3 separate regions of the Homo sapiens genome follow, and all the other regions are linked to region 3. Evidence: chromatin contacts called from ENCODE Hi-C or POLR2A ChIA-PET data. All regions are on one chromosome and are shown on one strand. Each heading gives the region's core, a stretch centred on a gene start or an enhancer-like site at or near the end of the contact. The rest is flanking DNA. Distances are from core to core; before and after follow the strand shown.

Region 1 (2,700 bases), core at 135-2,634, 910 kb after region 3:
CATTAACACAAGATCTAGCATTCACGTCATCAGACTCCCAGAAAAAGAAGAGAAACAGTATGAGACAGAAAAAGTATTGGAAGAAACAATGGTTGAGAATCCCCCAAATTTGGCAGAAGACATAAATGTCAGAATCAAGAAGCTGAGGATATCCCAAACAGGATAAATCCAAAGAAATCTACACCAAGGCACATCATAACTTCTGAAAACTAAAGAACAGTTCTTGAAAGCAGTGAGAGAGAAAATGTATTTTAGCTACAGTGGAAAAACAATTCCAATTTTAGTCAATTTCTTATCTGAAACTATGGAGGCCAGAAGGAATTGGCACATTTTTCAAGTGCTGAAGAAAGAAATTGTCAACTTCAGATTGTATATCTGGCAACAATATCCGATCCCCCAAGAATGAAGGGAAATCAAGACATTCTCAGATGAAGAAAAACTAATAGAATTTGTCACCAGCTGATCTACTCTTTAAAAAAAAAATGGCTGAGGGAAATTCTTGAAACAGAAAGGAAACGATTAGAAAAAGGAATCTTGGGACACTAGGAACGAAGAAGAGTAAAATATGCATAAATCAAGTAAGCTTTCCTCTTCTCTTGAATTCTCTAACTTATGCCTGACCCTTGAAGCAAATATTGTAACACTGATGTGGTTCTCCTCAATGAATGCAGAGGAAATACTTAAAAACAACTATATTATAAATGAGTGGGGGAAAGAACTTTACAGGAATTAAGGTTTCTACACTTCACTAGAATTAAGTCAGCACCGGTAGACTGTGATAATTTATGTATCTATAAAGTGTGGGTTTGGACAGCAGATTTTATCAGGTTGAGGGCTCAGGCCGAGAGCATGTAGAAGCAGTTAGCTCACTCTTTCTAGATGTGGCGGCTGACAAGGACAAAGAGGGCTGGGACTAGAACTGCTGTAGACAAGGAAAGCAGCCAGTGGAGAAGAGCGCATACGCCAAAGAACGTGGATGATGGAGCACAGGCGGGGAGGTAGGATGAAGGAAATGGCTCTGGGAAGAAAGGGTCTCTATGTCTGAGAAAGGAAGAAATTGGCTGAAGATACAAATTAGAGACAAGGTGAGGGAAATTGAGGGAGTTGCCTGAGGATGATTCTCCTCCCAGTCAAGTAGGCACCTGCTGAGAGAAAGGATAAGCCGAGATGAGGGAGATGATGATGGTTTGGGGCGCAGAAAGCGGGAATGAAAGACAGGAGCTAAAGCCGAAGTTTTTTCTCTCTCGCTACTTAAAAGCTGTAAGATAACGAATTGATCAGCAGGTGGCAGTGTCCGCGGAGGCTCGCATCCCGTCGGCCCTGGCTCTCAAGGCGGAAACACGCACCATGGTGACTTTCCGGCCTGCATCGCCTCTGCTCCCCTATCCCGGCTGACGTTGGACGACAAAGATGGCGGCAGGGACCAGCAGTTACTGGGAAGGTGAGGGCGAGAAGGCCTCCGGGTGCGTCCTACGAGGGTGAGAGGGGCTGAGTGAGGACAGATCTTGGGAGAAGCAGCACAGGAAAGAACCAGACTCCCGGAGCGGCCGAGCTGAGCAGCGGGGCTTGCCTAAGTGGGATCCCCGGGGCCTTGGGGATACCGAACGGTCTGGGGTAGGGGTCTGGCCTGGCCGGGGCGTGTGAGCGGGACGTGGGGCAGGGGTTGGGCAGAGTGGACAGAGCGGGGATGTAGAGGAAGAGGGCTCTCAATCGCCTGGGTAGAATTGTGTTGAGGGAGTAATGGAACTCGGACGAAGGGGCTTGGGGTACGAACTCTGAGAGGAAACGAATGTTGAGGGAGAAGATCCAGAGCCCCGGAGACTGGAGGAGTCAGCGCATTGGAGCTGAGGTCACTATTGGAAAACTGAGTGGGAAAAGAGAAGGAGGAACTTGCATTCCGGTCCGTCGGAGGAAGTATGAAGAGAATAGGAGACAGAATGTCTCTTATTGGGTCTCCATGACAACTACAGGTTGGGGACTTCCAGGACTGGGTGTTTGAAGGAGGAGAAAATAACTTACCCTTCTGCTCTAGAGTCTAGAATCGGTTTTATTGAAAAAGTTGAGAGAACCTGTGTGAATTGCAGTTACATTTGCTATACTTCTCCCACCAAAAAAACCTTCCTGTGATTTGACAAATGCATTTGTTTAATTCCTGAAACTATAGTCGGATAAAGTGAGCTTACATAAAACTCATTCGTGGATTATGATGATCAACAAGAGCAGAGAAAGCTCACCTTTTTCTCCCAACTGTCTCTTTGCTTTACAGCCGCATAGAAACTACTTTCCAAATTCCTTTGACCTGTTTTTATTGCTATACACTGAAGCCTCTAGAAACCACAGTATTGTCACTATCAGCCCCTTGGTCTAAGAAACTCAATTCTAAATTTATCCAGATTTGCCTATCATACTTTCAAAATGCTTTTACTTATGTTTCCTACTAGAGAAGACAATTATTCCAATCACAGAAAAGCGTGCTTATAGTTTAAAACATGTATTACAATGCCCATTTGAAATGTGTGTACCAGCTAGAAAACTTTTTTTTTTTTTTTTTTGGAGACTCGCTATGTCGCCCAGGCTGGAGTGCGGTGGCGCTATCGATCTCGGCTCACTGCAGCCTCCGCCTCCTGCGTTCAAGCGATTCTCCTGTCTCAGCCTCCTTAGTAGCTGGGACTACAGATGCATGCCACCACGCCTGGCTAA
Region 2 (2,700 bases), core at 141-2,640, 990 kb before region 3:
CAGAAAGGGCTGGGTACGAGTGAGGCATGGTGACAGCTCCCTGGAGTGGAGACAAGATAAAAAAGCCAGACCTCACCCTCTGCTGCCTCTCCTGGCCAGATGGGCCAAATGGCCTCCCCATCAAGCAAGGGGCTGGGAACAGGGCAGCAGTCCTTGGCATGAGTCCTGGGCATCAAGTGGCACCAGTCCTTCTGACAGCTAGCAAGCTTAGGGCTCCAGTTCCCACATCTCCTTTTGTCCCTGGTAGGCATCCTTCCCAGCCCTGGGGAAAGATGCAGGGTGGGGGTGGGGAGGTGAGCAGCCCTGAAGCCACAGCTCTTCTGATAAATCTGCTGCCCAATCAAGGATGCCAACCCTTCTTTCACTGAACTTGGTCCCTTGTTGAGGTAGGCAAAAGTCCTGGCCTTTCCAGCTTCCCTTTTCTCATCCTCCACAGGACCCCTAGGGAAAGTGTACTTACTTCCAAGGCTTCAGAATGAGGCAAAAGTACTTATTGCCACCCTCTTCTCTCAGCTTCTAGAGGAAAAGGTTGGAAGAACAGGTAGGGAGTAGGAGTGGCACAAATACCAGTCACAGGCTCCTGCAGCTTCTCCTTTTCTGTACTCCAAACCTGCCTGCCTATGCCTATTGCCTATTCCCACCCAGTACCAGAGGTTGGCCCCAGTGGGGCTGCAGTGATGTAGGAAAGAGGGCCCAGCGGGTCAGCTGTGTTAGTGTGTGGAGACTAGGGCTAGTGACACCTCCGGGTCATCTCTGTGCCCAGGAAGCACTTCACCTGTTTGGCAGGAGGATAGCAATAGGAAGCACTTCAATTCCCCACAACTCAGACACCCAGACGGGAGGGCAGAGGACCAAGGCTGAAAGGAGTAGAGAGCCTGAGAGAGAGATGAGACTGAGGGGAGCTAGTGGTGATGCAGGCTAACCAGTCAGCGGGAGAGACCTAGACCGGGGGGCAGAGAAGGCGGGAGAACTGGAGAGAGGACCTAGCCTAGGAGGAGAGGGAGCAGGCTGAGAAGGAAATGCTCTGGGTAGGAGAGACAGACTCCAAGGAAAAATCCAACAAGTAGAGGAGGATTTGGGATTGGAAAAGCTGAGGTCCAGCTGGGAGAGCTGAAGAGGGATAGAACAGAAGAGGTTGAGCCATGGGGTTTCAAGTACGCGGAAAGGAGCAAAGATGTTAGGAAAGGGTCGAAAGGGCACATCCCGGAGTCCCAGGTAGCAGGACGAGGATGGCAGGGGAAGAGCCAAGGAAATGAAGCGGAGATGTTGAGTGGCTCCCGCCTTGCCTGGCCTTACCTGTGCGCAGCCAGTTAGCAGCCGCAGCCACAAGCACAGCTCGGGTTCTGATCCGCAAACAGATGAGGCTGCAGCCCTGGCTCCCTCTGGTAAATGAGGCTGCGGATGTCGCAGAGCTACGTGACTCCTCCGGGGGCGTGGCCTGCATGCCCCGCCCTGACCACACCCCCTCCCCAGGACTGGTGTCCGGGGCAAGACCACGCCCTCAGAGGCGGGGCGGCGAGGTGGAGTGAGCGCCCCGCCAGGCATCCGTGGCTGTTAGGGACTGCCCTCCCACCTCGGGGAGCCTGGCCATGACCTTGCGTTCATTTCTGCCACAATCCCTTTACCACGTGCCGGGCACTTGCTGGATGCTGGGGATTAAGCTTAGTCTGGTGAAGAGGAGGCACCAGAACAGTAACAACAGGTTGAGTAGGTGGGGCAGAAGCATCTTCAAGGTGCCCAAGTTCAGGGCAGGAAGTAATGAACTGAGCTTCTCTGTCCTCACCCCCATATTTGCCAGGGTATACCCCCGAGGGGGCTGGGGAAAGTAAGAGAATGAAGCCTTTCTGTTTCCTCCAGGCGGTGAGCCAGGGAACAAGCAGTCCAGTGCCCAGAGTTTTGGTGAAAGCAGAGGAAGGGAGGAAGGGCAGGCAGCCTTGGCTTTGGATGCAGCAGGAGGTGGAGAGGGATCTATGGAGGGTGCCCAGGCAGGAGGCCCAAGCTGCTTCTTCCCTGACTTCATCATCCGCCCCCTCTCACCCAAAAAGTAAGATTCCGTAAGCTTGGAGAAATTCATTAAATACACTTTATTTAAATAGCATTTATCTCAGTTGGCTCTATGCCAGTTGGTCTTGGTATTGGGGTAAGGGGGTATTGCAGGTAAAAAGAGGTGAAGCAGATTCTGGCTTTCAGTTTCTTAGCTCAGAAATTCCAGCAATCCCTGTAGTTCTTTGCATCCCCTCACCACCTCTGGAATAGAGAGCAGGGTCTGGGAAGAGAGGCAGAAAACGCAGCTCAGGACCACAGACTTAAGGCCCAGGGCTCCCAGCCCCAGGAGGCAGCCGCTGAATTAGAGGGGAGAAAACAGACACCACAGAGAAGCCTGCAATAGTGATTCAGGCCCAGCTCTCAGCACAGGCTGGGAACCAGATCTGTGCTCATTAGTACCTCCTGGGGCCAGGCCTTGTACCAGGTTCATTAGTGATATCACCTCCCTCCTGCCTATACCTTATAAATATGCTGAACAATGTCATCTAGTTTTTCTAACTCCTTGTCAGAGCGCCGAAGGTTCTCCTCTAGGATATTTCTCTAGAAAGCAAACAGATTTTATAAGTCCTATGCATAAAAGAGCAAACTTGGTAGGACAGGGGAAACATGGCGGGGCATTTGTTAACGATGGTAGGAAATGGCCCTGGAATGGCA
Region 3 (2,700 bases), core at 157-2,656:
ATGGAGACGTGGGGAGACTGGAGGCCGAGGCTTGGGGACCCGACTGTCATCAGGGTCTTCCGCCAGACCCTGGGCGCTGCGCCCTCAGAGGCCGATGAAAAGAAGCAGAAGGGAGAGGTGAGTAAGTCGCAGCTCCGGGCGCCGGCTCCCGGGACCCCGTGGGGCGGCGGCCGCGCGCGCGCTCTGCCCTCGGGCGGCCCTGCTCTCCCCCGCCCGGCCCCGCAACCCCGCAATAACTTGGCTGGGCGGGGTCCGGCACTGGGCTAGAGAGGTCGAGCGCGGCGTCTTGAGCCGCTGGCGGGAGGCTGCTGCTTCCCCGCCTGCATCAGTGCGGGTCCCGTGGACTCCTCGCCCCCGTCCCCGCGAGCTCGGGGCTCCACATCAAGGAAATCCTCAGCCCGGGAGTGGCTTCCCCAGAAACAGCAGCCCCAAGCCTCCGAGAGTCAGTCGGAGAAAAGGACACACTCAGGCGCCCTGCGACAGGGATGCCCGTCCGACCTACAAGGAACGCCTCGTAAACCGGGGTGCATGGGAGACCACGGAAATAACACGTTCTCGCTGTTTCCAAGCTTTGGGATAGGCATCTCGACCCTCGCTCTCTACCCACGTTTCCCCCCCAAATCCTGGAGAGGGAACCAGAACCAGCGCCCCGCTGCGGGGCGGGCCGGCCAGCGCACCTCCTGGGGGTGAGGCCTGTGGCGTCCCCATCTCGCGGCGACCAATCTCTTTCTAGACGCGCGCCTGCCACCGCTGGGCGACGGCGGAGGTGGGGAAGACAGCAGCCTCTCGGCTAGCTCCGGCCTCCCGGGGCTTCTGGGTTTGGAGAGTTTGGGGAGCGGAGACACCTCCCGAGGCTCCTCCGCGTTGGACCCTATTTGCGAGGGCGGGAGCGGGGTGGGCCGACGGCGAAGCTCCAGAGGTGGGACCCTCTCCCTTCAGCAGCTCTTCCTGACTTCATGATTCTGCCCCTCTTCTCATTGCAGGTCACACCGACAAATCTGAAGCGGGTTTGCCAGGGGAGTGTACCCGTCTCCCCAGCCTGGGCCACCCGGTCCACAGGGATTCCATTTCCGGCCTTACACTCCGCTCCACGATCTCATCCAGGCGCTGCAGCTGTGCAGCTGCTCTACAGACTGCAGGGACCTGCTGAGACGAATCCCCGGACGAGGAAAGGGGCCCCCCGCCTGCCCTACTGAGCCTTGCGCGCTGACCCGGTTCCTACACTTAACTTTTCCGGCTTCGGGTTTAAGACGCGTGCGCGCACACTCCGCTGCTGTGGGCGGGCATTGGGGCGGGGCGATACCGGGGGCCCACTGTCTGGGGAGGGGCGCGCGCGAGCCCAGGGCCAACGGACGCGCGGGCGGCGCGGGCGGCGCGGGGGCGCTGGGGCTGGAGGGGCGGGGCGCGCGCGCTCCCTCGCTGGCGGAGCGGCTGGGCGGCGGGCCGGGCCCGGGGCCGCTTGGAATGGCGCCTCCTCCGCCTTCGCCCCAACTGCTTCTCCTGGCAGCCCTCGCGAGGCTCCTGGGTCCCAGCGAGGTAAGGTGACCCGCTCCTGGGAAGGCCTCGGCCCGCGAGCTCAAAGCGCTTTGCCAAAAGTTCGTCCTGGAAGGAGTGGCGCGCCGAGGGGGACGCGGAGTTCTTCCGCTGGCGGGCTGGGCCTGGGGAGAGAGAGGGCAGGGCCTCGCCGCGTCCAGCGCCCCAACTCTTCGCTTTGGACCCACAGGTGATGGCTGGACCGGCGGAGGAGGCGGGAGCCCATTGTCCCGAGAGCCTGTGGCCTCTGCCTCCGCAGGTAGGAGCCCTGGAGGGCCCAGGGAGAGAGGGATGTGAAAGGCTAGCCCAGTCCCGCTCTGTTCTCGCCGCACCCTCCACAGTCACCATCTGAGGACCTCTGCCGGTTCCTCAGTCCTCAGTAGCCAACTTCTCCATCCCAGCCTGGCGCTTGGGGCCTGCCGTCCCCTCCCCACCACACACACACGGAGTCCCCCAACTGCCCTAAGCTCTGTTCTTTCCCCATGTATAGGTGTCACCAAGAGTGACCTACACACGAGTGAGCCCAGGGCAGGTGAGTACAAGCAGGGGCCCACCACCCTTGGTGTCCACGCCTGGAGACAGGCGCTCCTAGCAGGCTTCGCTGCCTGTTCTGCTGATCGGCCCCATTCCTTACCACTTCCCTCAGGCAGAGGCAGGGTTCTAGTTCTCTGCCCCACCTCCAAGCCCAGGACAGATCAGCCCCAGGACAGATGGCTCAAAGACAGTGAGCCATAGGCCTGTCATCTGCAATGCTGTGTCAGGATGCTGTTGGGTAGCTGGCTCTGTGGACAAGTGGCTGTGAGTGGAACTCTCTCTGAGAGTAGCTGGAAAAAACCCAGGCTCCAGCTCCCTGAGGAGACAGCGGGAAGTCTCCTGACTTTGTGGGCCCCAGCTTTCTGTAGGAGAGGGTATTAATTCTGTCTCTACCTGTGAGCAGCGAGGGAGGGTATGTGCCAGCACCGTGTACAGTACAGAGCTGCATCGTGCAAGGAGTGTGCCTCCAGTTGCCAGGCTCCACACTGCGGGCTCAGCTTGCGTGGTAGCATCTCCATCTTCATCGCCAGCTCCTCTGAATTTTCCTTTGAAATACTTATTATTATTATTATTTGAAATGGAATCTCACTCTGTTGCCCAGGCTGGAGTGCAGTGGCACTCACTGCAACCTCT

The links. A loop is a pair of places that touch in the nucleus more often than their neighbours do. ChIA-PET counts read pairs that join two places held with the same protein, here RNA polymerase II (POLR2A). Pooled maps may share reads with other maps.
Region 1: a map of CD4-positive, alpha-beta T cell shows a loop between it and region 3 (3-fold over the local background). The contact joins the promoter of GOSR1 here to the promoter of TP53I13 in region 3. A Hi-C loop is called at or near these places in 2 of 168 maps with a recorded cell type or tissue (CD4-positive, alpha-beta T cell and heart left ventricle) and 6 of 50 pooled maps. POLR2A ChIA-PET finds 5 or more read pairs at or near these places in 1 of 52 experiments (H1).
Region 2: a pooled map shows a loop between it and region 3 (4-fold over the local background). The contact joins the promoter of ALDOC here to the promoter of TP53I13 in region 3. A Hi-C loop is called at or near these places in 4 of 50 pooled maps.

The regions. Positions count from the first base shown.
Region 1 is chr17:30,476,024-30,478,723 of GRCh38, forward strand. It overlaps GOSR1 (golgi SNAP receptor complex member 1), which reads left to right and starts at 1,385. Exons shown (of 9, transcript NM_001007025.2): 1 at 1,385-1,441. The coding sequence starts at 1,411. RefSeq lists enhancers at 1,129-1,278, 1,429-1,648.
Region 2 is chr17:28,575,505-28,578,204 of GRCh38, forward strand. ALDOC (aldolase, fructose-bisphosphate C) reads right to left here and starts at 1,391. Exons shown (of 9, transcript NM_005165.3): 1 at 1,297-1,391; 2 at 1-40. The coding sequence starts at 28. It overlaps SPAG5 (sperm associated antigen 5), which reads right to left. Exons shown (of 24, transcript NM_006461.4): 23 at 2,506-2,586; 24 at 2,070-2,266. The coding sequence ends at 2,195. RefSeq lists a silencer at 1,324-1,563 and an enhancer at 1,614-1,793.
Region 3 is chr17:29,567,295-29,569,994 of GRCh38, forward strand. It overlaps TP53I13 (tumor protein p53 inducible protein 13), which reads left to right and starts at 1,407. Exons shown (of 7, transcript NM_138349.4): 1 at 1,407-1,536; 2 at 1,724-1,792; 3 at 2,024-2,065. The coding sequence starts at 1,465. RefSeq lists silencers at 24-283, 1,284-1,643 and enhancers at 814-863, 1,947-2,447.